Linked DNA regions of Mus musculus: all the other regions are linked to region 1. A link is a loop called in an ENCODE intact Hi-C map of the cell type or tissue named here. Cell type or tissue: heart. All regions are shown on one strand. Each heading gives the region's core, and the rest is flanking DNA. Links, peaks and the distances in the headings are about the cores only.

Evidence for each region. Hi-C counts contacts between places; a loop is a spot of excess contacts. Peaks named below come from ENCODE experiments on the same cell type or tissue, not always from the same donor. Only the 100,000 strongest peaks of a DNase experiment are listed, where the experiment ranks them.
Region 2: it touches region 1 in a loop (3-fold over the local background); 9 of 42 quality-filtered maps call a loop at or near these places.
Region 3: it touches region 1 in a loop (3-fold over the local background); 9 of 42 quality-filtered maps call a loop at or near these places.

Annotation. Positions count from the first base shown.
Region 1 is chr9:56,946,385-56,954,213 of GRCm38, forward strand. It overlaps Snupn (snurportin 1), which reads left to right and starts at 4,524. Exons shown (of 9, transcript NM_178374.4): 1 at 4,524-4,569. In heart, for the core only: no CTCF peak of the experiment used is centred there; a DNase peak (open chromatin) is centred at 4,487; H3K4me3 peaks cover 2,213 bases; H3K27ac peaks cover 1,945 bases.
Region 2 is chr9:56,887,606-56,895,434 of GRCm38, forward strand. It overlaps Cspg4 (chondroitin sulfate proteoglycan 4), which reads left to right. Exons shown (of 10, transcript NM_139001.2): 3 at 1-1,181; 4 at 2,453-2,935; 5 at 3,385-3,561; 6 at 4,710-4,908; 7 at 5,012-5,146; 8 at 5,250-5,416. Among named protein-coding and RNA genes, the nearest start is that of Cspg4, 26 kb to the left of the region's middle. In heart, for the core only: CTCF peaks have their summits at 2,329 (motif pointing left) and 3,987 (motif pointing right); DNase peaks (open chromatin) are centred at 2,386, 3,446 and 4,106; H3K4me3 peaks cover 998 bases; H3K27ac peaks cover 1,077 bases; H3K27me3 peaks cover 871 bases.
Region 3 is chr9:57,071,946-57,079,774 of GRCm38, forward strand. Sin3a (transcriptional regulator, SIN3A (yeast)) reads left to right here and starts at 4,431. Exons shown (of 22, transcript NM_011378.2): 1 at 4,431-4,685. It overlaps 2700012I20Rik (RIKEN cDNA 2700012I20 gene), which reads right to left and starts at 4,104. Exons shown (of 2, transcript NR_152107.1): 1 at 4,013-4,104; 2 at 3,258-3,898. It overlaps Gm10658 (predicted gene 10658), which reads right to left and starts at 21. Exons shown (of 3, transcript NR_045886.1): 1 at 1-21. In heart, for the core only: CTCF peaks have their summits at 1,651, 2,501 and 3,942; DNase peaks (open chromatin) are centred at 2,456, 3,426, 4,306, 4,966 and 1 weaker place; H3K4me3 peaks cover 4,444 bases; H3K27ac peaks cover 4,031 bases.

The sequences.
Region 1 (7,829 bases), core at 1,801-6,800:
AACCCCATTAAAAAATGGGGCTCAGAGCTAAACAAAGAATTCTCACCTGAGGAATACCGAATGGCTGAGAAACACCTGAAAAAATGTTAAGTCAGAATGGCTAAGATAAAAAAATTCAGGTGACAGCAGATGCTGGCGAGGATGTGGAGAAAGGGGAACACTCCTCCACTGTTGGAGGGATTGCAAGCTTGTACAACCACTCTGGAAATCAGTCTGGCGGTTTCTCAGAAAATTGGACATGGTACTACCGGAGGATCCTGCAATACCTCTCCTGGGCATATATCCAGAAGATGTTCCAACTAGTAAGAAAGAAACATGCTCCACTATGTTCATAGCAGCCTTATTTATAATAGCCAGAAACTGGAAAGAACCCAGATGCCCCTCAACAGAGGAATGGATACAAAAAATGTGGTACATTTACACAATGGAGTACTACTCAGCTATTAAAAAGGATGAATTTATGAAATTCCTAGGCAAATGGTTGAACCTGGAGGGCATTATCCTGAGTGAGGTAACCCAATCACAAAAGAACTCAAATAATATGTACTCACTGATAAGTGGATATTAGCCCAGAAACTTAGAATACCCAATATATAAGTTACAATTTGTAAAACACATGAAACTCAAGAAGAACGAAGACCAAAGTATGGACACTTTGCCCCTTAGAATTGGGAACAAAACACCCATGGAAGGAGTTACAGAGACAAAGTTTGGAGCTGAGACAAAAGGATGGACCATCTAGAGACTGCCATATCCAGGGATCCATCCCATAATCAGCCTCCAAACGCTGACACCATTGCATATACTAGCAAGATTTTGCTGATGGGACCCTGATATAGCTGTCTCTAGAGAGACTACGCCAGGGCCTAGCAAACACATAACTGGATGCTCACAGTCAGCTATTGAATGGATCACAGGGCCCCCAATGTAGGAGCTAGAGAAAATACCCAAGGAGCTAAAGGGATCTGCAACCCTATAGGTGGAACAACATTATGAACTAACCAGTACCCCGGAGCTCTTGACTCTAGCTGCATATGTATCAAAAGATGGCCATCACTGGAAAGAAAGGCCCATTGGACACGCAAACTTTATAAGCCCCAGTACAGGGAAACGCCAGGGCCAAAAAGTGGGAGTGGGGGGGAGGGTATGGGGGACTTTTGGGATAGCATTGGAAATGTAAATGAGGAAAATACCTAATTTTTTTAAAAAAAGAAAAAAAAAAGGGTATATATGCAGATGCTCTATCTGCATGTACACTTGCATGCCAGAAGAGGGCACCAGATCCCGTTATAGATGGTTGAGAACTCAGAGTCATTCAGAAAATGGGTCAGTTCCCATAGGTACTGGCAGTATGTGTGAGTGGCACCTTGGTGTGGTAAGTTTGCATACATTCTCACAATTATATACTGACACACACATCCATATTGACATATGCATATGGAGCAAAAGACCAAGCACCGGTGCAGAAAGAACTCACACATTCTGGATGAAAAATGCGCTCCAATCTTTATTGCATAGAGAAAGAAAAGGCTTCTACCCTTTTAATGCTAAGTGAATTAAACCCGTGTTTTTAAGAAAAAGAGCTTTGTTCCGTTTAATAAAACTAAACCTGCCTTGTCCTCACCATGGGACCTGTTCTGTCCCATGGTAAGGAGAAGCCTGCCTGCTCCTTCTGCTCTCTGTGACATCTTCTTTTTTCCTCTTTCCCTCTGCATTCTGCACATTGCTCTCTTAGTATTTTATGTTACCTATAATTTCCAAGTTATTCCACTCTGCATTCTCCTTCTAATATAAAAAGTGTTGTCTAAAAACTTCTCCTCGGGGGCTGGTGAGATGGCTCAATGAGTAAGAGCACCCGACTGCTCTTCCGAAGGTCAGGAGTTCAAATCTCAGCAACCACATGGTGGCTCACAACCATCCGTAATGAGATCTGACTCCCTCTTCTGGTGTGTCTGAAGACAGCTACAGTGTACTTACATATAATAAATAAATAAATCTTAAAAAAAAAAAAACCTCTCCTCAGCCCAGTTCCTCTCTCAGCTCAGTTCTCACCTCCGTTCCTCTCACCTCAGTCCCTCAAATCTGACTCTTTGTCCTCAGACCTTAAACATCTTTAAGATTACATGATCATATGTTAAAAAGTACATCAAAAGTTCACATAGAAAATCAAATATAAATTGAAATAGAAGTTTACAACAGATTGTTTCCATGCATATCCATTAGGAGTAGTTATCTAGCTAAACATCCATCACTTGTCTCAGCTCCACAGGTTCACCGAAGGTTTAAAACCACAACTAAAAGCCGGGCGTGGTGGCGCACGCCTTTGATCCCAGCACTGGAGAGGCAAAGGCAGGCGGATTTCTGAGTTCGAGGCCAGCCTGGTCTACAAAGTGAGCTCCAGGACAGCCAGGGCTATACAGAGAAACCCTGTCTCAAAAAAAAAAAAAAAAAAAAAAACCCACAACTAAGTTATAAGTCAAGTTTTGTATAGATAAACCCAGTCAATATCTTATCTTCTGTCCTAGCACCTGTAATAAATCGTTAGTTCCCCTTTTATAATCTTTGGGTAATTGTTTTACAACCTCTTGGAATGTAGGAGAAAGTCTGGTTACCATCTAAGAGCAATTAACTGGTGACACTAGGGAGACTGGCAGAGTTCTCATTGCAGTTTTGACTATCAGAAAAGGACCTAATAGCAGTCCTATTATAAAAGAGCTTAATAGTCATGGATATAATTTTAGGAATTCTTATAGGATCATTATTAAGACTTAAGTCATCTATTTGTCTATATAGCATCACTAGAAGATAGTACAACTTCGTTGATTTACAGAGATCTACTCCAAAGGGGTGTGCTACTACTTAGTGATTGTTATATATATTTAATAATAACAGGAGAAGCATATTAATAGCAGGAATCTCTCCTAAAATGAGTCCCTTACAGCCTCGCTTAATAAGGGCTCACCTGTCACAAATTATATAATAATCCGAGCCGGGTGGTGGTGGCGCACGCCTTTAATTCCAGCACTTGGGAGGCAGAGGCAGGCGGATTTCTGAGTTCGAGGCCAGCCTGGTCTACAAAGTGAGTTCCAGGACAGCCAGGGCTATACAGAGAAACCCTGTCTCGAAAAACCAAAAAAAAAAAAAAAAAAAAAGAAAAGAAAAAATAATAATAATCCGAAGCAGGCCACTTCAGGATGATCAACTGCTAGTTATTAGCTTGTCCCATTATGGTTCCTGACAACCCTGGCCAAATTACTCCCCCACCACCACCCACAGGGCTCCTGACTTTCCAGGAACTCTGCAGACCAGGCTGTCCTTTAACTTAGAGATCTGCCTTTCTCTGCCTCTTGAAAGCTGGCATTAAAGGCATGTGCTAGCACTACCAGCCAGTCCTGCTTTCACCCCCTGTTGTTCGATTACAGGGTGGTGCCACTGCAAGTTTAGCGCAGGCTATACAAACACATTGATTGCTGAGCAACATCCCTAGCCACACCCCAGTTCATTGAGGTGTTAGAAGCAACGCATCTGGCTCACATTATAAGCATTAAGTAGCAAGTCCTGTTTTCATTTTACATGCTAGAAGTCTTACCCTGCAGACACGATGTATGGGTTTGCTTAGGGTCTCCTAAATCTCGGTCACTCATGTAACTACTTTCAAACCGGACTAAGTGCTGCACTCAAATGCTGAACGTTACCTATCAGGAATCGAGCCAGGTCCCTTTCCGCGTCATGTTAGAAAGGAGAATAGGGATAGCAGTGGTGGCGCACGCCTGCACGCCTTTAATCCCAGCACTCGGGAGGCAGAAGCAGGCGGATTTCAGAGTTCGAGGCCAGCCTGGTCTACAAAGTGAGTTCCAGGACAGCCAGGGCTATACAAAGAAAGAGAGAGAGAGAGAGAGAGAGAGAGAGAGAGAGAGAGAGAGAGGAAGAGAGAGAGAAAGAGAGAGAAAGAGAGAGAGAAAGAGAAAGAGAGAGAAAGAAAGAAAGAAAGAAAGAAAGAAAAAGAAAGAAAGAGAGAAGAGAGAGAAAGGAGAGAGAGAAAGAGAGAGAGAAAGAAAGAAAGAAAGAGAAAGAAAGAAAGAAAGAAAGAAAGAAAGAAAGAAAGAAAGAAAGAAAGAAAGGGAAAGGAAAAAGGAAGGGAAGAAACGTTTATTAGTTCGAAACCTGAAAGCCATTCAGAAAATCGCACAAGCAAGACAAAAGGGCTGTCAGTGCAACTCTCGAGTTTGGGCACACCCGGAGAGGTGGCGGCCACGAAGTCACGGTTTTGTCAGTGAAAGGATCCGGGGCAAGTTTGCGATCAGTACTGAAGGCTCCGTATCGCGGACAATCTCGCTAGAATCCCGAAAAAGCCTAAACCAAATCTGGAAGCCCCTCCCTAGGGAGAAGAGTCGCTCAGTTCAGGGCGGAAGTAATGTCCTGCCCGACTCAACTCCCGCGATGCACCACGGTAGGCGGAGCCGGAAGTTCGAGTGCAAGCTTGAGCGGGGCGTGTCTAGCTCCGCTAAGGCACCTAATTGGTCAGTCGGCACAGGCACTGGCGGCGTGCGCGAGTGGTACGGACGTGCGGTAAGTCTGGCCCTGTCTAGTTTGGCGTTCTCTCAGCCGCAAGCTCAAACTTCTTCTGATGACCCAGGGCTGGCTTCGCAGCCGTTACCTGGGGAGGCTGGCCAGTCTTGGGGACTTGGACTTGGCCATATTTTTGTCGTTGTATTCCAGGCAGTCTGGCTCAAACTCATGAGGAACATTTATGTGTGGCAGGGAGAATTCTGTAACCGAAAGACAAACGACTCCATTGCTAGAGAGACAGTAGCGGGGAGGGCGGCAGAGTTCACGGACGTGTGGTGGGAGCATCTATTGGGCTGGAGAAGAGGCTTGGGTGAGCCTGACACTTAGGAATTAGTTCGCTTCTTTTCCTCGGCCTCCTGCCTTGCTGCCATTGCAGGTGTATGACACGTAAGGTCCTGTTAGGGATCATTTCTATGGCATACTTCAGGATACCTTGACGGGGAAGCTCAGTAATTATCTACTGAATACTCCCGGTTATTTTACAAACACTCTGATGCACACCTTAAATCCACACTGATAATAGTCACTTTTAACAAATTTTCTTAGAAAGTATTCTTAGCCGGGTGTGGTGGTTGCATACCTTTAATCTCAGCACTCAGAAGGCAGGCAGGTCTCTATGAGTTCGAGGCCAGCCTGGACTACAAGGAGAGTTCCAGGACAGAAAACCTGTCCCCAAAACAAAACAAAACAGAAAAAAAAAAAAGTATTTTTAATGTCTTAGGATATAGGAATGCAGCTTTCTTCTTTTTCTCCTGGGTTTCAGACCCAAGGCTTGGTGCAAATATGGTGCGCACTTTGGCAAGTACTTTACCAAGTGGAGGTATGGCACCATCCTTTGTTCTTTTATTTGTTTATTTTCCTATATGCATATGTGTATGTGTGTTTTGCCTACATGTCTGCACACCACATGGGTGCCATGCTGGGAAGAAAGTCAGAAGAGAGTTCCAGTTAGTTCCCTGGAATTGGTTTACAGGTGGTCATGAATTACCACATGAAACCCAGGTCCTCTGGAAGAGCAACCAGTACTCTCTTTTTTTTTTTTTTTTTTAACTAGTGCTGTGTGTGTTTTTAAGATTTATTTATTTTTATTTATATGAGTACACTGCAACTGTCTTCAGACACACACTAGAAGAGTGCATCAGATCTCATTACAGATGGTTGTGAGCCACCATGTGGTTGCTGGGAATTGAACTCAGGACCTCTGGCAGAGCAGTCAGTGCTCTGAACCGCCAAGCCATCTCTCCAGCCCCGCAACCAGTACTTTTAACCTAATGGCTGAACCATCTCTCCAGTACCCTTCCACCCTGTCCTATCCTGTCCTGTGCATTCTTGCAAGATGGAAACAGTTGATAACAGTGTAAAGGTACTTCCCACTGCAGAACTGTATATTTGAATGGTTAAGATGCTCACTAACCTCACTCCATCCCCAAATCAATCAAAACCAAGCACTGTCACTGGGCTACAAAGCCAGCTGCTTAGCTACATTGACGGACCAGATTGCAGAACTGGGAATTGGACCTAGGGACATCACACATGCAATGGAAACACTCCTCTATTGAGTTATAATTCCAGCTACCCCCTTTAAAAAACGATTTAGTTTATTACGTGCCTCACTATATGTATGTGTGCCATGTGCTTGTCTAGTGCTCACAGAGGCCAGAAGAGAGTATCAGATTTGTTGTGAGCCACTGTGTTGGTGCTGGGGATTGAATCTAATTCCTCCGTAAGAGTGACAAGTGCTCCTAGCTCCTGAGCCATTTCTCCAGCCTGTTTTTTTTTTTTTTTTTTTTTTTTTGAGACAGGGTCTCAATAGACCCACACATATCTAGAATTCCCTAAGAATCTGAGACTGACTTTGAATTGCTGGTCCGCCCTTCCTGCCATCCTCCATGATCCCCCCCAGTGCTGGGATTTTAGGTATTGGTGAGCCTGGTTCCAACCTGTTTTCTTTTTCTTTCTGAGATAATTAAGGTCTTGCCAGGTTAGCAGGCTGGTTGTGCGCTTACTCTGTAGCCCATCCAGGCCTTTAACTTGTCATCCTCATTCCTCACCCTGTGAAGTGAGGTCATGATATTATAGGTGTGAATCACCACATTTTTGTTGTTTGAGAACACGGTCTCTCTAGTGTATTCCTGACTGTCTTGGAGCTCATTATATAAACCAGCCTGGCCTTCAGTTTGCAGTGATCCTTCTGGGTGCTGTGGTTATGTGACTGTGCTTCTGTACCTGGCTACCACCTTTTTAGTCACGTGTTCTCCCTGTTGTACCTTTCTCCCAGCCTTCTTTCTGCTCTCCTGTCACATATGTTCTCCCCCAAACCCCTGTTTTTTTTTTTTTTAAACATCTTTTTTACCCCCACATTTTTTTATTAGATATTTTTTTCATTTACTTTTTTTTTTGGTTTTTCAAGACAGGGCTTCTCTGTGTAGCCCTGGCTGTCCTGGAACTCACTCTGTAGACCAGGCTAGCCTCGAACTCAGAACTCCACCTGCCTCTGCCTCCCAAGTGCTGGGCTTAAAGGTGTGCACCACCACACCCTGCTATCAATTATTATCATTACCTCACTTAAAACAATGCTTTATAGATCCAGGGTCTCATGTTAGTCAGCCCTGCGTGGCCTGGAACTCACAAAGATCTGCCTCCCAAGTGCTGGGATTAAAGGTGTGCTAACCTGGCTGTTGTGTGCCATATTTTTATCACCTCTTCTGTTCCATTTCTAAGCTGGTCCCATTTCTTTGGTATTGTGAATAATGCAGCAATAAACATGGATCTGCACATGTCTGTAACTCCAGTTCCAGGGACCTGATGCCCTCTTCTGGCCTCTGATTGCATCAGGCTTGTTCATGTTGCATGTATATACACACAGGCAAAACACTCATACATAGAAAATGGAAAATAAAAGTAAGTCTTTTTAAAGAGGGAGAGGACCAAAAAATAAAAATAAAAAAATTAAAAATAAAAAAAGCCACCACCACCAAAAAACCCCACACATAACAGGAAAGCAGAAAGAAGGCTGGGAAGACATAGCCTCCTTTGGGTATACATCCAGAAGCAGTGTCTTCGTTAGCTTTTTGTTTTTGTTTTGTTTTGTTTTTCTTCAAAACAGGGTTTCTCTGTATAGCCCTGGCTGTCCTGGAACTCACTTTGTAGACCAAGCTGACCTCGAACTCAGAAATCCGCCTATGTCTGCCTCCCAAGTGCTGGGATTAAAAGCGTGTGCCACCACACCCACCCTTAGTTAGCTTTTTATTTCTGTAATA
Region 2 (7,829 bases), core at 1,539-6,538, 59 kb before region 1:
ATGACTCCTTCCGTTTCCGGGTCACATCCCCACCCCATTTCTCCCCGCTCTACACATTCCCCATCCACATTGGTGGTGACCCAAATGCTCCCGTCCTCACTAACGTCCTTCTCATGGTCCCCGAGGGAGGGGAGGGCGTGCTGTCTGCCGACCACCTCTTCGTCAAGAGTCTCAACAGCGCCAGCTATCTCTATGAGGTGATGGAGCAGCCTCACCATGGCAAGTTGGCTTGGAGGGACCCAAAGGGGAAGTCCACCCCAGTGACATCCTTCACTAATGAGGACCTACTTCATGGCCGACTGGTCTACCAGCACGATGACTCTGAGACCATAGAGGATGATATCCCGTTTGTGGCCACACGCCAGGGAGAGGGCAGTGGTGACATGGCCTGGGAGGAGGTGCGTGGTGTCTTCCGAGTGGCCATCCAGCCTGTGAATGACCACGCCCCTGTGCAGACCATTAGCCGTGTCTTCCACGTGGCCCGGGGTGGACAGCGACTGCTGACTACAGATGATGTAGCCTTCAGCGATGCTGATTCAGGGTTCAGTGATGCGCAACTGGTGCTGACCCGCAAGGACCTCCTCTTTGGCAGCATTGTGGCTATGGAGGAGCCCACGAGGCCCATCTACCGGTTCACCCAAGAGGATCTCAGGAAGAAGCAAGTCCTGTTTGTGCACTCGGGGGCCGACCACGGCTGGCTCCAGCTGCAGGTGTCTGATGGGCAGCACCAGGCTACTGCCATGCTGGAGGTCCAAGCCTCAGAACCCTATCTTCACGTAGCCAATAGTTCTAGTCTCGTGGTTCCTCAAGGAGGCCAGGGCACCATTGACACTGCTGTGCTCCAGCTGGACACCAACCTGGACATACGAAGTGGAAATGAGGTCCACTACCATGTAACCGCTGGTCCTCAGTGGGGGCAGCTGCTCCGGGATGGCCAGTCAGTCACCTCCTTCTCCCAACGGGACTTGCTCGATGGGGCCATCCTCTACAGCCACAATGGCAGCCTCAGCCCCCAAGACACCCTGGCGTTTTCTGTGGCAGCAGGGCCAGTACACACTAACACCTTCCTACAAGTGACCATTGCCCTCGAGGGTCCCCTGGCCCCACTGCAACTGGTGCAGCACAAAAAGATCTACGTCTTCCAGGGGGAAGCGGCTGAGATCAGAAGGGACCAGCTAGAGGTAAGGCAGTGCACGAGGCCTGCCAAGCTGAGGGTACTTCCATGAGGGGGGCGTTCCTGTGGGGATGCAGGTCTTAGGAGTATTACAGCTTCAGTAGTCACCTGTATGTGTTGTAGTTCTGCATGTGTCTAGGAACATACACCTACCTGTTAAGTGTCACGCACCTCCAGAGATCACATATACATGTGTCCTTGCTATGGATAGCCGTGTAAAATCTGGGTTCCAGCCAGATCCACAGAATCTCTGAAGCAGAGACCAAGAGTGTATATCCTGTCACAGTCCCTATGAGGTTACCATGAGGGGTGACCTTTAGGAGCGCTGCCCCTCAGATCCACAGGTCCTTAGCTCTTTCCCTAGACTCCACAACAGAACTGTGAGGGCCTGTGATGGTGTCTGTTAACTCAGGGAGCTCACAGCGCAATGCTGACCAGCTGGCTCACTGCCTTACTGTGAAGGCCCAGTTTTGAGGCCCTTCCAGTTCTGAGTGTTTGGACTTTGAGAAAGACCATGACTAAACATGTCAGGAAGTGTCCACACCAGAGGAGGCAGCATATGAACCAAGCTTTGGTGGTGCACACCTTTAATCCCAGCACTCAGGAGGCAGAGGCAGGCAGAGCTCTTTGAATTCAAGGCCAACCTGGTCTATTAAGAGAGTTCCAGGCCAGACAAAAGAAGAGGTAGGAGAAGAGTGGAGAAAAGAGAAAAGTATGGAGTATGGACAGCAAAAAAAAGTAGCAGATGGCATTCCAAGCTAAAAGAATGGATTCTGGGGGCTAGAGAGATGGCTCAGTGGTTAAGGGCACTGACTGCTCTCCCAAGGGTCTTGAGTTCAAATCCCAGCGACCACATGCTGGCTCACAACCATCCGTAATGAAATCTGATGCCCTCTTCTGCTGTGTCTGAAGACAGCTGCGGTGTACTTACATATAAATCTTTAAAAAGTGTGTGTGTGGGGGGGGGTGTATTCTGCAAAGGCATAGAATCAGAAGTGCAGTGTAGTTTAAGAGTGGTGCTTAGACTTTTTTGTGTGGGTAGAGCAGGCATTGAAGGAGTACTCAGCCTCCTTTGGGGTGGACCAAATCAGCAAACTGCTTAAGACCTGGGAGCCTGTGCTGCTAGGTATGGTGAGAGCGCCCTCTTGTGGTATATAGTGTCAGCTATAGCAGATCCTGAGCAAAGCATTAGCCACACGTGGCGACCGAGCCTGTTCTGCCACCTGAGGTCCACAACAGCCTGTGACCCCGTTTGTCCCCATCGTCTCTGTTGACTAGGTGGTCCAGGAGGCAGTGCTGCCTGCCGACATCATGTTCTCGTTGAGAAGCCCCCCGAACGCCGGCTACCTGGTGATGGTGTCCCACGGCGCTTCAGCAGAGGAGCCGCCCAGCCTGGACCCTGTGCAGAGCTTCTCCCAGGAGGCAGTGAATTCAGGCCGGGTTCTCTACCTGCACTCTCGCCCTGGAGCCTGGAGTGATTCCTTCTCCCTGGATGTGGCCTCGGGCCTGGGTGATCCTCTTGAAGGCATCTCTGTGGAGCTGGAGGTGCTGCCCACAGTCATCCCCCTGGATGTTCAAAACTTCAGCGTTCCCGAGGGCGGCACCCGGACGCTGGCCCCTCCTCTGGTCCAGATCACTGGGCCTTACTTCCCCACGCTGCCAGGCCTTGTCCTGCAGGTGCTAGAGCCACCGCAGCACGGGGCCCTGCAGAAGGAGGATCATTCTCAAGATGGGAGCCTCAGCACCTTCTCCTGGAGAGAGGTACCGGAGACACCTGCGCCTCCTCGGCTCTAGTTACTGGCACTGCTTTATGCTTTAATTTCAGTCTTCCCCTGAGAAATGGAAACGTTGTTGTTTACACACACACACACACACACACACACACACACACACTTCTTTTTTTTTTAAGAATGTAATATATATCATTGCTCTATTCAGACACACCAGAAGAGGGCACCAGATCCCATTACACATGGTTATGAAACACCATGTGGTTGCAGGGAATTGAACTCAGGACCTCTGGAAGAGCAGTCAGTGCTCTTAACCACTGAGCCATCTCTCCACATACACACTTCTTACCTGTGGAAATGTGTTCTAAAGGGATCTGTCTCCTGTACCTAACAATGGGACGTTAAGGGTGCTGGTCCCAAGATCCCTGTTGAGTCTTGGGCTAGCTGAAGCCTGACAACCAATCCTGGGTCTCCTCATAGGTGGAAGAGCAGCTGATCCGCTACGTGCATGATGGAAGTGAGACACAGACAGACGCCTTTGTTCTGCTAGCTAATGCCTCAGAGATGGACCGCCAGAGCCAGCCCGTGGCCTTCACGATCACCATCCTTCCTGTTAATGACCAACCCCCTGTTCTCACCACAAACACAGGCCTGCAAGTGAGTTCACTCCTGAACCTATCCCATCTCTGGTCCCAGAAAGAGACTAGAGTCCCTTCTCTCTGGCTCAGTGTCATCCTCTGTGAAATGGGTTCACTACCACAAACTTGGAAGGAGAGATGTGATACAGTGCTGAAAACAAAACGCAGTTGTGAGGTTTTGTTACTGGGCAGTCTTGGTTTAGAAAGACCATCCTTGACCTTGCCTGTCCTTGGACCCACCTGTTCACAGAAAGGTTTTCCCTCATGTCTCAGGCCCAAAATACCTAAAGAAATGTATTATAAGTCCTGTATTGTGGGCTGCAGGTTGGGAGCTCGAGGGTCACAGCAAATAAAGATCACAACGAAGCTTCCCTATATATAGGCTGAGGGTCTAGATAACTAAGGGATGCCTAAGTTGGAAATGATGTGTGGTAAATTGGCCACTAGGTGGCAATATCCACCCATGTTAGCCCCCTGGAGTCCAACACTGGTTTTAACTTACTCTCGGACTCTGGGAGGGAGAAGCAGCTCCTGGGTTTTAGAAGGACGTTTTCTGAGATGAGGGCCTCGTACCCAGAATGGCCTCAGTGACTGGCCCTGTGCCACATGGAACAGGGCTCTGGAAGAAGACCTTGCCCTGCGTGGGTGGGTAGCCTATGGGGCCTCCCCTGCACTGCACGGGTGGATTCCTAGCCGATTCAGCTAGGAATCAGGAATCAGCTCTCCGCTCTCCGCCTCCCTCCCGAGCTTCAACTGGCAGGAGAGCCTATTTCTAAGTGTTCTGCGCTGGCCAACACCATTGCCTCTGTCCTGTGCCCACCCGCGCCAGATGGTATATGCCATGGCAGGAGGAAAGGGAAGGCCCCCCCACCAGGGAGACCCGGCAGCACCTTTGGTCAGGGACAGGGATCTCTGAAGTAAGGACCAAACAGGAACATTTCTAGGCAGGAGGTTGTGGTCTGGCTTTGAGGTACAATTAAGATCAGGGCTGGTGGAGAAGGAACCTGCGTGACAGAAAAGGAGAATGAGAAAGAAGGCTCAGAATGGCACAGGTGTCCATGACAGCCGGGCAGAGCAGGTTGGGGGCCTGGTGAAAGTCCAAGGGCCAGGAGGAAAGGGATGGAAAGGACACAATGTGGACAGGACTTTCACGGTCTGTGTCCCTAGATCTGGGAGGGGGCCATTGTGCCCATCCCTCCTGAGGCCCTCAGGGGAACAGACAATGATTCGGGCCCAGAAGACTTGGTCTACACCATCGAGCAGCCCAGCAACGGACGGATCGCCTTGAGGGTGGCACCAGACACCGAGGTCCACCGCTTCACACAGGCCCAGCTGGACAGTGGGCTTGTGCTGTTCTCACACAGAGGTGGGTGCTGAGAGGGTTCTCCAGCCTCCTGGGGTGGGGGTACCTTGAGGGGAGGGAGCTACCTTGGGCCAACAGGACCCAGCTCCACCCACCCTGTGCTCAGGAGCCCTGGAAGGAGGCTTCCACTTCGACCTCTCTGACGGCGCACACACTTCTCCTGGACATTTCTTCCGAGTGGTGGCCCAGAAGCAGGCACTCCTCTCCTTGGAGGGCACCCGGAAGTTGACCGTCTGTCCAGGTAGGTCTGCATGCTGGCTAGCCGAGGCAGAATGGAGGATGGTAGCCCAGGACCCTTGTCTGGGCTCCTGTCAAAAGCTAACAGGCTCCTCCATGCTTCACAGAGTCTGTGCAGCCGCTCAGCAGCCAGAGCCTGAGCGCCAGTTCCAGCACAGGCGCTGACCCTCGTCACCTGCTCTACCGGGTGGTAAGAGGCCCCCAGCTTGGCCGACTCCTCCATGCCCAGCAAGGAAGTGCAGAGGAGGTCTTGGTGAACTTCACCCAGGCTGAGGTAAGGGCCTCACTCCTCAGCCACCACACAGACCCCAACCTTACCTCAGGTGGCTGCCAGCTGGAGCATCCACCTCACTGGCAGCTAGCTTCTCTGGATCCTGTCCCAGCTCAGGGTTAGGCCTCCAGAAGGAAGCCACAGCTGGATCCCAGAGGCTGACAAGGGCCCAGGAAGGAGGGCCAGAGGCACCCCAGCGGCTGGTGAGGGCATGAGCTCACTTAGGCTGGACAGTTTGGGATAAAGTTGAGCTTGGGACTCAGGAAAGATGCCAGAGAATGTAAGCAAGCTGGATGCAGATGAGTCCCAGGCAGAGTGGGCCAGTCTGAGGGACACTGAGATCTACTCTTCGGAGCAGAGTCCCTAGGGCACACCAGGACCACCGATCAAAATTATAATTTCCAGCCGCATGTTGAGGCTGACTGAGCGGCTGAGATGCCAGGGCTGTCGGTGCTAACTAGTGTGAGCCAGCAGTCATCACTCTTCACGGATTGGTCCCCACAGGGTCTAAGGCACTGTGAGCAGCTCCTCTGGGCTACGGTAGAGCAAACAGCATGCTTGGTGCTCCCACCTAGAGGCCACGTGGTCACAGCATGACCCCTATTCTTTCTACATGAGCAGGATCCAAGAGAACATGGCTGGCCCTGCCACTGGATCTGCAGCACTATGGTGCTGCTCCAAGAACTTTCCAACAGGGCTTACCCTGACCCTTGAAAAGGGCAGGACCCACCTCCGGGTCCCTTTCCAGCACTCAGAGGCCTCCTGGGCCCCACAAGTTCCTTTCTACCCCATCAGGGTGTGCGCTCCTCCTGAGAAGTACTGGAACACAGAGGGGGGAGGTGCGGGGTGTGGGGGAGCAGCTCCCACCCAGCAGGTAGCTCAGAGGAGGAAGCTGCCTTAAAGAGGGTCAAGTAAGATTCCTCAGACCCTGCACTTCTTTTGCTTCTTTGGCTTCTGTTCTCACTTCTCCCAGGCCCTAGCATCTACCATAGCCCCTTTCTGACCCCTCCCCACAATGAAATCTGCCAGTGGCTAGGGCAGCTGTATGTCCTGAGTCACTGGGAGCCTTGTTATCAGAGTCCTGGAAGGAGGAGAGGCTGGGACAAAGCCACGGTGCCCCTCCCCCACCCAGCAGCACACACACACCCCCCCCCCATGCTCCAGTAACACGAAGGACACAAGGCTGTGGCCACCAGGGGGCCAGACTGGCAGTGCCACCCAAGAAGGCTGGAAAGAGGCTACGTGGCACAGACACCCTCCTCCCCTGGCAGAGGTCAGGCAGCAGTAGGCAGTGGATTGACAGACAGTACCACTGCCCTTCAAGACACTGGGCTAGAAGGGCTCAGGTAACCTCAGTTTGTAGATAAAGAAGTGCATATGCAGTCTGGTGACTTTTATTCAGTATCATGGCTCGTAAGAAGCAAGACCAGGATTAAGCCTTGAGTTCCCTTCACCTAAGGATACTGTCCCCGCACCTGGCCCGAGTTTTGCCTTTTGCTCGCTAGGGCCTTCTCGTACAGGAGCACCAACAGGCAGCCAGGTGTCACGCTGACCTCCACCACCACTGCTGGGGGCAGGGGAGGGGCTCCATTTCCCACCATGCCCACCAGCAGCCTAGACTAGAGGTTACTTACAACTGACAGCCTTCAATCCTTTAGGACACATCTGGCCCACATCAGTTGTCACCGCTGAAGCCTTAGGAAAGTTCTCAGGAACCTGATAAACCAATTCTTTAAAAGCCTGTACTCCTTCTCGAAGCAAATCGCTGAGGGGACGCCCCTCCCTTAACGCAGATCAGCTCCCGGTGTAGACAACACAACCCGACTGCAGCGCTCTGGGACTCTGAGATGGCTCACTCACAACCACCCCACTCCGTTTCTGGTTTACTATCGTGCAAGCCCTGATTTGCTGGAAGGAAAATCTTTCTGCGTTTCCCTCCTAAAAGGGGAAAACAGAGGTAGAGCATGAGGGTGTGTCTTGATCAGAAGGGGCAGGAAACAGATTTCTTTACAGAAACAAAGAATACTACTTGGGCTTGAACATAAACTCGGAGGCCCTAAAGAATGGGTCATAAAGTTGATGTGAGGTCTCCTGGATACCAATGGAGTCTTCGTGATCAGTTAGTGGAGCTGATGCAGCAGTGAGCAGAACTGGCCTCAATCTGGCACAGTGGCACACACCAGCGTCTTGGGAGGCTGAGGCAGGAGAATCACTCGAGCTTGGGAGGTCAAGGCCAGCCTGGGCAACATAGTAAGACCCTTGTTCAAAACAAAAGCAGGAAACTAATCGAATGTTTTCAAAGGCTCACCCTGTGTTAGGACTGTAGAGGCGGTGGGCCGAGGCCTTGAGCAGAACAGGAGCGAGAAAACGTTTGCAGTAACCCAGGTAGGACCTGGGTGGGGAGGGAGAAAGGAGC
Region 3 (7,829 bases), core at 1,618-6,617, 130 kb after region 1:
GGGGAAGGGGCGGGGAGAGAGAGGAGGCGGACCCATTGGGACTGACGTATACGCAGGAAAGCCAATAGATACTGGGGGGCGTTCCCTCTCATTCAGGACTCCTCGCCTGGTTCCGGAGGTATGTTAAACAGCTGCTTTTAATTTGGTCTCCCCAATTTCGGTATTTTGGGGGTCTAGTTCTTTGGTCGCTTGCTTTGGCTGCACAAAGTCTGTGTGGGTGCTGCAGTCCCCAAGACAGAGCTACGGGGAGGCTCGGAGTCCCGCGGTTGAGGTAGGCTAGGGGCAGGCCAGGAAGGAGAGCGCTTGGCGCCGCCCGCTCGTAGTGTGTTTCCAAGCAGGGCTGGAACGGTGGGGAGGGGGCTGGCCCGGCCTGGGTCGCCCTCGCGCCGGCCGCGCCGCCCAATTTATTTTACCAAGCAGTCGGTTTCGATAGGTTTAGGAAGCTCATTGGGGAATGGGCCAGCAGAAGACCAACTGCTCTTGTAAATGCTTTAAAAATATTTTAAAAAATAATTATAAAGAAGAAAAAGAGGGAAGAGGGCCCTGGTTGCGGCGAGCGGCCTCGGCAGGGGGCGGCGGCCGCAGCCTGGCCAGTCGGGCCCACCGAGCTCACGGTGTCCGGAGTTGGTCGACCGCTGGAGTTTAAGAGCAAGCCGGGCCCCACGGTCTTTCTCCGCTAACCACGCTGGGCGAGTGCAGTGGCCGCCCTGAGCGTTTGCTTCTGCCGGCAAACTTGGAAGGGTCGTGGGCGCGCTCTGGGGAGGCGCGGGCACCGTGGGCCCGCGGTTGTTAAGGACTCTGGGGGCGGGGGCAATGGCTGTATTTGCCGGAGGAGACTTGGGGCGGGAGAGGTTCCAGCCACTAGCCTGGGAGCTGCCGGTGTGTCCGAACACGGCATTTTAGCAAGTACTCGGCTGCAGAACCGGCTAGACTGCGGTCCGGCGTGGAGCGCTTGCTGAGTGTAGAAAAGCTCTAGGAACTCGGCGGATTCAATTCGCGGCCCCAGCTGATCCCCTCGCAAACATGGAGCTGCCTCCTTCCCCGCCCACCTCACGGCCGCGGCGGCTGCTCCCCCTCCCTGAGTAGTGTGTGTGCTGCCGGGGCTCCCTCTTCCGCGAGGTGCCGCTGCGTGCCACAGGGCCGCGTACGGGGAGGGGGCAGCCTTGTGCGCGCGCGCGCTCACGAAGGGGTGGCCTGAAAGGGGCAGTGAAGGTCGGAAACTGGGAAAACAGACTCCACGCTTGGAATAGGGAAAAGGAAATGCATCAGCGGGCGGGGAGGGGCGCGCCTGTCAGCCGGATGGCGGCTGCGGGCCGAGAGGCGGGGCACCGGAGCAAACTGCGTGCAGTGGCGGTGCAGGCGGGGAGGGCAGGCGCAGGGCCAGTTCTCGAAATGCGCGGCCATCTCTGCCTCCATTGCCTGGCCAAGACTGTTTACTATCTCTTGCAGGGAGCTTGTGCAACCGGCCTGGAGGGGACCCGAGAGGGGCGGGGACATTTCCTCTTCCACCCACTTTGGGTTCTCCAGAGGCTCCGCCTTCTCTTGTCTTTCACTGGTTGGATTCGAGTCCCTCTTTCCCTTCTCGTGTATGCATTGGATGATATTCTCTAGAGCTCCGCCTATCGGGAGGTTGGACTGGAGTTTAAGTTGCTAAAATTTTTTTTCTTCGAAGGGCGGAGGGAGGATTCCTGGGGCTTACGTGAGGTACAAGCCCCCGTCCCTGTTTCTGATTGGCGAATTGGATAGGCCTTCCCCTTCTGGGGTAAGCTAGGAGGAGACGTTCTCCTCCCTGCCCCCCCTTTCTCGTGAGCGCGCTCAGCACATGGTTGAGGCCCTTTTAGCTCCCTGCAACTTCCCTCCCGCCCGGAAGTCTCAGGCTCCGCGCCCTTAGTTAGGGGGGCGGGGAAAGCCTTGGAGGCACACAAAGATTCTTCCGAGTCTAGGGATCGGCTAGCCTTCGAGGTGAAGCCCGACAATTGCGCTGTTACTCCAGAAAGCATCGCTCCAGGGCTGCTGCACGGAGGGGAGGGAATGAGTTCTACCCTCCAGCCCGATCAACTTTTGCTGTTTTTCTCCGTGCCCCTTGACTTCCTTAAATTTAAGTTTCAGAAAGCTTGGACATTGGCCGCATCCTTAATTCCTTGTGCAAGGCAATCTTGATCCTTAGTCGGCGGAATCTAAGATTATGACAACCTAGTAATGGAACCTTTGGCAAGATCTACGATACCTCGGTCGCTGCAGTCAAGGGAAGTCCGTGAGGCTCATTTCTAGCAAGGATTCGGGGGTGTTTGTTGATACCGTGGTGGGAGTGCTGTACATTGTATGGTAGGTACCCAGCCTGGTGGGTAAGGCAGTTCAGTTAAGGATAGGCATCTGTCAGTTTTGGAGTGCTACTTCAGCCTGGAACGGTTTGGCTAGTTTTTCTTATTTTAGAGCACTGTCCTGGAACAGGGCTTGGCTTGGCTACCGGTGTGGCTGCTCCCACCTGTCGGCCACTCTTGGAGTTCACAACTCTTTACTATGGCCTCACGCCGTGAAGCCATCCTAGGAGTTAGACCCACCTGTTGCCAACACTTGTTTATGGCAGTCTCCGCAGGATTTACAGGAGGACAGTATTGGATTTACGAAACGGTTCCCCGGTGTCGTATCTCCTGGGGACACTCGACTCTAGGGAGGTTCCCTCTCCCCCTTTTGCTCTAGAATGCGGTAAGACTAATCCCACCTAACCTCTCATGGCACAGCGAAAGCCTCCCCAAAGCAAGGTCGGCATCGGGCCCACGCCTTACTAGTGAATAAATAAAAGAACTAGGTCTTTATTATTATTATTATTATTAATTAATTAATGTATTATATGTAAGTACACTGTAGTTGTCTTCAGACACTCCAGAAGAGAGCATCAGATTCCATTACGGATGGTTGTGAGCCACCATGTGGTTGCTGGGATTTGAACTCAGGACCTTTGGAAGAGCAGACGGCGTTCTTAGCCGCTGAGCCATCTCACCAGCCCAAGAACTAGGTATTTCAAAGCACTTTTTGTGTTCAGGCATTGTTACTTACCCAGAAGGCTTAGAGACCGCCATTAACTCACTCTGCTAAGGAGGAATGCCCACCCCCCTTTTTTTTGAAGGGCTGGCCTTAGGGTTCCTAAATTCAGACTATTCCTGCCCTTTCGCGAATGGTTGCGATTACAGCCCTTCCCCTTGAACAGTCATTCTTAAGACCATATCCTTCACACAATCTGGAATTTTTACTCCTTCTGTGAACGTAAGTGCACACTCAAGGTTTATTTATGCAGTGGTCTGTGTGAGGTTTTCAGCCTCTCTTCCTCCAGTTTAAAATGTCCCTGGATCTACCCGACCAATAGAGTATACATTTTCCCTTCATGCTCCGCCTTCCGGAGGCTTGCCCAGGCGGTGACATTTAAAGGCCTCCGCTGGGTTATCTCCGCCCCCTGAGGGCTGCAGATTCTGGTTGTCCCAGTGTCACAGTATTCAGTCAGCCCTAGTGACCAGCTAGTAATATCTGGGCTTTTGGATCAGATTAGAGCTCCAGACCTTAATTTTGGAGTCGGCTTGCTGAAAGTAGCTGCTGAGTGCTCCAGATGGCTGTGTTTAGAAGACCGTGAAAGTGTAAAAATAAGTGGGTAGGAAGGACAAGGCTTTCTGTCATTGTTTTGGTTAATTCTCCACGGCGGGTAATACTACTGCCTTTTCCTTTTCAAATCTCAAAGCCTCGGGTTTCGGCCGCTGAGCTCCCCGCCATCTCCGATCCCGGCCTTGGAACGCTGAGGTTCAGTCTCCAGTGTAAACATTCCACAAAAGGACTGCTAAGGTTCAGCATCCTCGCGCAGGGCGGAATGGTCTCCTTCCTGGACCGGCGCCGTGTCCAATGGCGGCTCCTACCGGCGCCAAGATAGTCCAATCAGATCATTGGGGGCGGGGCCTGGCCCAGCCGTGTAGTGGGTGGAGTCGGCCTCACTTAAGGACATTTTTACCCCACATTGGTTACTTACCTTCCTGGGGCTATGAGAGAAGCAAAGGTAGTCTTCCAATGCAGGGACCGGCGGAGGCGGGAGCCGATTTGTTAGGCCTGTGGCTGGGGCGGTATGGGGAGGGATATGTGAGACTCTCCAATGAGATGTGAAGAGGTACTCCTCTTCCTCCAATAGTATTAGAGCCCGGAGGAGGGATTCGGCAATCAGTCTCCAATAGGCGGGGTTGAGTTAGGGACTCTCCCCGCCAATAGGGGCGTGGAGAAGGTGAGCGGCTCGCTCTCCCCTCCCAGCGAGGGAAGAGGGCGGGAGTAGGTCTTTGCGGCATAGTGATTGGCTAAACCATTGACGGATGGGTAATATATCCCGTGGCGGAGCGAGGTTAAGCCTTCCCTCGGCGGGGCGGGCCGGGAGAGTGGGCGGGATTTCCCGGGTAACAGAGAAGCGGCCGCGGCGGTAGAGGCGGCAGAGACGGTTTCTCCATCTTCCCCCCTCCCCTTCCCCCCTTAGAGTTTCCCTCCCTCCCTCCCTCCTTCCCAGTCTGGGCACCCAGGCCTGTGACCGCTTCGTGGGCGCAAAGGAGGTTGCCAGTCCGCTCTTGCGGGCCTGTGCCCGCGCCGTTCCGGGGCCTCCGTGCTGGGTGCGAGGCTCACGCCGGGAGCGACGCACAGGCTGAGTGGCTGGAGCTTTTGCGGTGAGAGCACGCCGCACCGCGGTCCGCCCAGCAGCTGGGTGGCGGGTAACCCGGGACTGGAGGGCGTGTGTTTTTCGGGGGGGCTGACCTCGGCTTCCCGTGCGTGGCTGTGGGGGGCGGAGCGGAGCCGCACTCAGTGCGGGAGGGGGAGGAGAGCGTAGTCCCGGTGCGCACGGAGGGGCGGGTCCTAGTCCCGCCGATCAGAGGCGGGGCCGGCGCGCGTGCGGTGGTGGAGAAAGGGGCGGGACGGGCTCGCGCTAAAGGCCCGCGGCTGTGACCCCGCCCCTTCTCCCTTATGGGCGGGACCACTGGCTGAACTGCTTTGGGTCCGCGGGGCGTGCGGGACGGGAAGAGGGTCCCGGCGTGTGGCTTTCAGGGCGCGGTGGCGAGGGGGCGTGAAGCCTGTGTTCCCCCGCCTTAGCGGGATCCGGTTGGCCGGAAGGCGCGTCCGGGGCTGTGATGCCACGCCCCTCCCGCCCCGCCCCCTCCGGGATTTCCGCCTCCTTAGCAGTGAAGAGGAGCTGGGGAAAGCCCGCTGTGGCGTCTGGCAGGGGGTCAGGGCTCCGTGTCTGCTCCTCCCAGCATCCCCGTGGGTGGGAGGGCCCCTTGTAGACTGGGAACGGTGGAGGTGTCCGGACTTTATGCTGTGGCTTCTTCATCCATTCTGCTTGGGGCATCGTGGCCCGTAGCTGTAGTCTTCTACTTTGCTTCACACACCATGGATGGCGCCTTAACAGCTAGGGAGAGTAGAAGCGTGGTCAGCTGCTCCTCTTCGTTGTAATTATTGGGACGAGATACTCAGCGTCCTCTCTGGAGTGTCTGCGGTGGGGTGCGGCTGGTGCTGTGCCCTTGCTTCCCCGACAGTGGCCGGTGGGGGAGGGGCAGAGTGATCAGGGACTGGAATTGTGGAGGGCGCCAACCTTCCCTGGAGTTCCCTTGATGTTCAGCTACTGCGCCTTTACGGGTTGATACCTAAAAATTGCTACCATTTTTGGTAGCTTAGGACTTTAAACTCAGTTTACCATTTGAGCTCCTAACAAATCTGAGATTTTATTTCTAGAGAAAGTATTGAATTTATGATTGTAAGTGATGGAGTGAGTTTAGGGCACATAAGCATTGCTTCACCGCTAGGCTATACCCCAAGGCTAAATTTTTTTTTTTTAAGTCAAAGATTTAACTCTCTTTAAGTAAAATACTCTGATTTCTTGACTGATTTCACCTACAGAAGGTTTTGTTACATAAGCTTAGTTTCACAAAGGTAACTTAGAATTTTGTGTTCTCTTTTGGTTTTATGTAACTTCTAGTCCTTAAAGCTTCATGTTGCTCTTTTTAGATACTAAGTAGGTTGAACTGTATGAAACCTATGTGTAGCATAGCTTACCGGCCTGTGTTAGAGAGTTACTTTGGCCATTGTTGGTTTACTGCACATGTAACCATATTAGATGATCTTACTCGAGAACTTCATGAAAAGTGAACATCGAATTCTTAATTTATGTATTGATATCTGAGTATGTGTAAACCACTTTTAAAAAAGATTTATGTTAAAGTGTGTGTGTGTGGGGGGGGGCAGAATAGGATGTTAGATCTCCTGTAGGTGGAGATAACAGGTGGTTCTGAGCCACCTGACATGGAACCCAACTTAGGTCCTTTTACAGGAGCAGTCTGCACTGAGCCATCTCTCTAATCTCATAGTCATGTGTAATTTCTGAAGCTAAATTCTGGATTTGTTCTTTGTTCAGTAGAGGCTGAAAACTGTGCCCTGTGCTGTACTTAATGAAGAGGTTAAATATTCACTTTTCAGCTAAAGAAGTGACACCAGCCATGGTAACAGAATGGAGGTGGAGCCCAAAAGATAAGGACTTGGATGTACTACAGATGGAGTACACTTAAAACGCTAGAAGAGAATTCTTTGGCTTTGAGGAAAGTTTGACCAACCCATAGTTAATTTTACCAATTGAAGTACAGTTTGGAAAATCAGATGACTTAATTCATACCTTTTTTTTTTTTTCTTGTTTTTGAAACAAAGTTTAGCCCTGGGTGTCCTAGAGTTCACCCTGTAGTCTAGGCTGGACTCAGACTAAGAGACCTGCTTGCCTCTGCCCCCCAAACACTAGGATTAAAGGCATGTGCCACCACTGCTGAGCATAATTCTTATGTTTATAGAATGTGTATAATAGGTTGTGTACTGGAGTCACAAGTCCTAGGCTTTGAAATTTCAAGAACCTTGTTTTTGCTTGTTTTTTTTCTCCTATCCATCAGTATACGTTTGTTATTTTTGCATACTAGCATTTAGGAGGCTAAGCAGACTAAGTGGTGAAGAGTGAGTATTACTCTAAGAAAACCTGAGTTCAGTTTTCAGCAACCATGTCAACCTGTATCTCAGGCTCCAAGTACTGACACCTCCGGCCTCTAGGACACAGACACGGGTGCACACCCCCACATCCATACACACAGTGAAAAATAACAGAAATACAGCTTTGAAAAATAAACTGTTAATACTTTTAAATTCAGGCCTTAAGTCGTGTGCATAAGGAAGTTTTTTCTTTTTTTAAGACTTGAGATTGGTATTTGACAAGATTCCTGGTAAAGCACAGCCATCTTGACAGTGCAGCAAATATCCTGAAAGGTTACCCAGGGCAGCTGTAGCCGGGAAACTTTACTTAGAATTCAGAGGTTGTGTTCACGGTCTTCAGTAATCTAGTATAGTGTTTTCCCCCCACTAAAAGTATGTCAAACTATATCTTTTGAATGTTCTTTTAAAAAGTTAGTGCTTGAGCCGGTCGTGGTGGCGCACGCCTTTAATCCCAGCACCCGGGAGGCAAAGGCAGGCAGATTTCTGAGTTCGAGGCCAGCCTGGTCTACAGAGTGAGTTCCAGGACAGCCAGGGCGATACAGAGAAACCCTGTCTCAAAAAAAGATAGTGCTTGGTTTTTCAAATAATAGCTTCCCTTTTGTAATAAGGGTTTATATTTATTGAACTTGGACTCTGCACCTGGTACTGCCAGGCACTGCTCATTCGCTAATGTGTTTGATTGTATGTGCATGCATGTATGGATGGATGTCTGTTAGTGGTATACACCCATGTAGCTTTGAAGTTTTGTGGCAGCTTTGAGTTGTGGATTGGTGGGCTGCTCGTTTATCTGA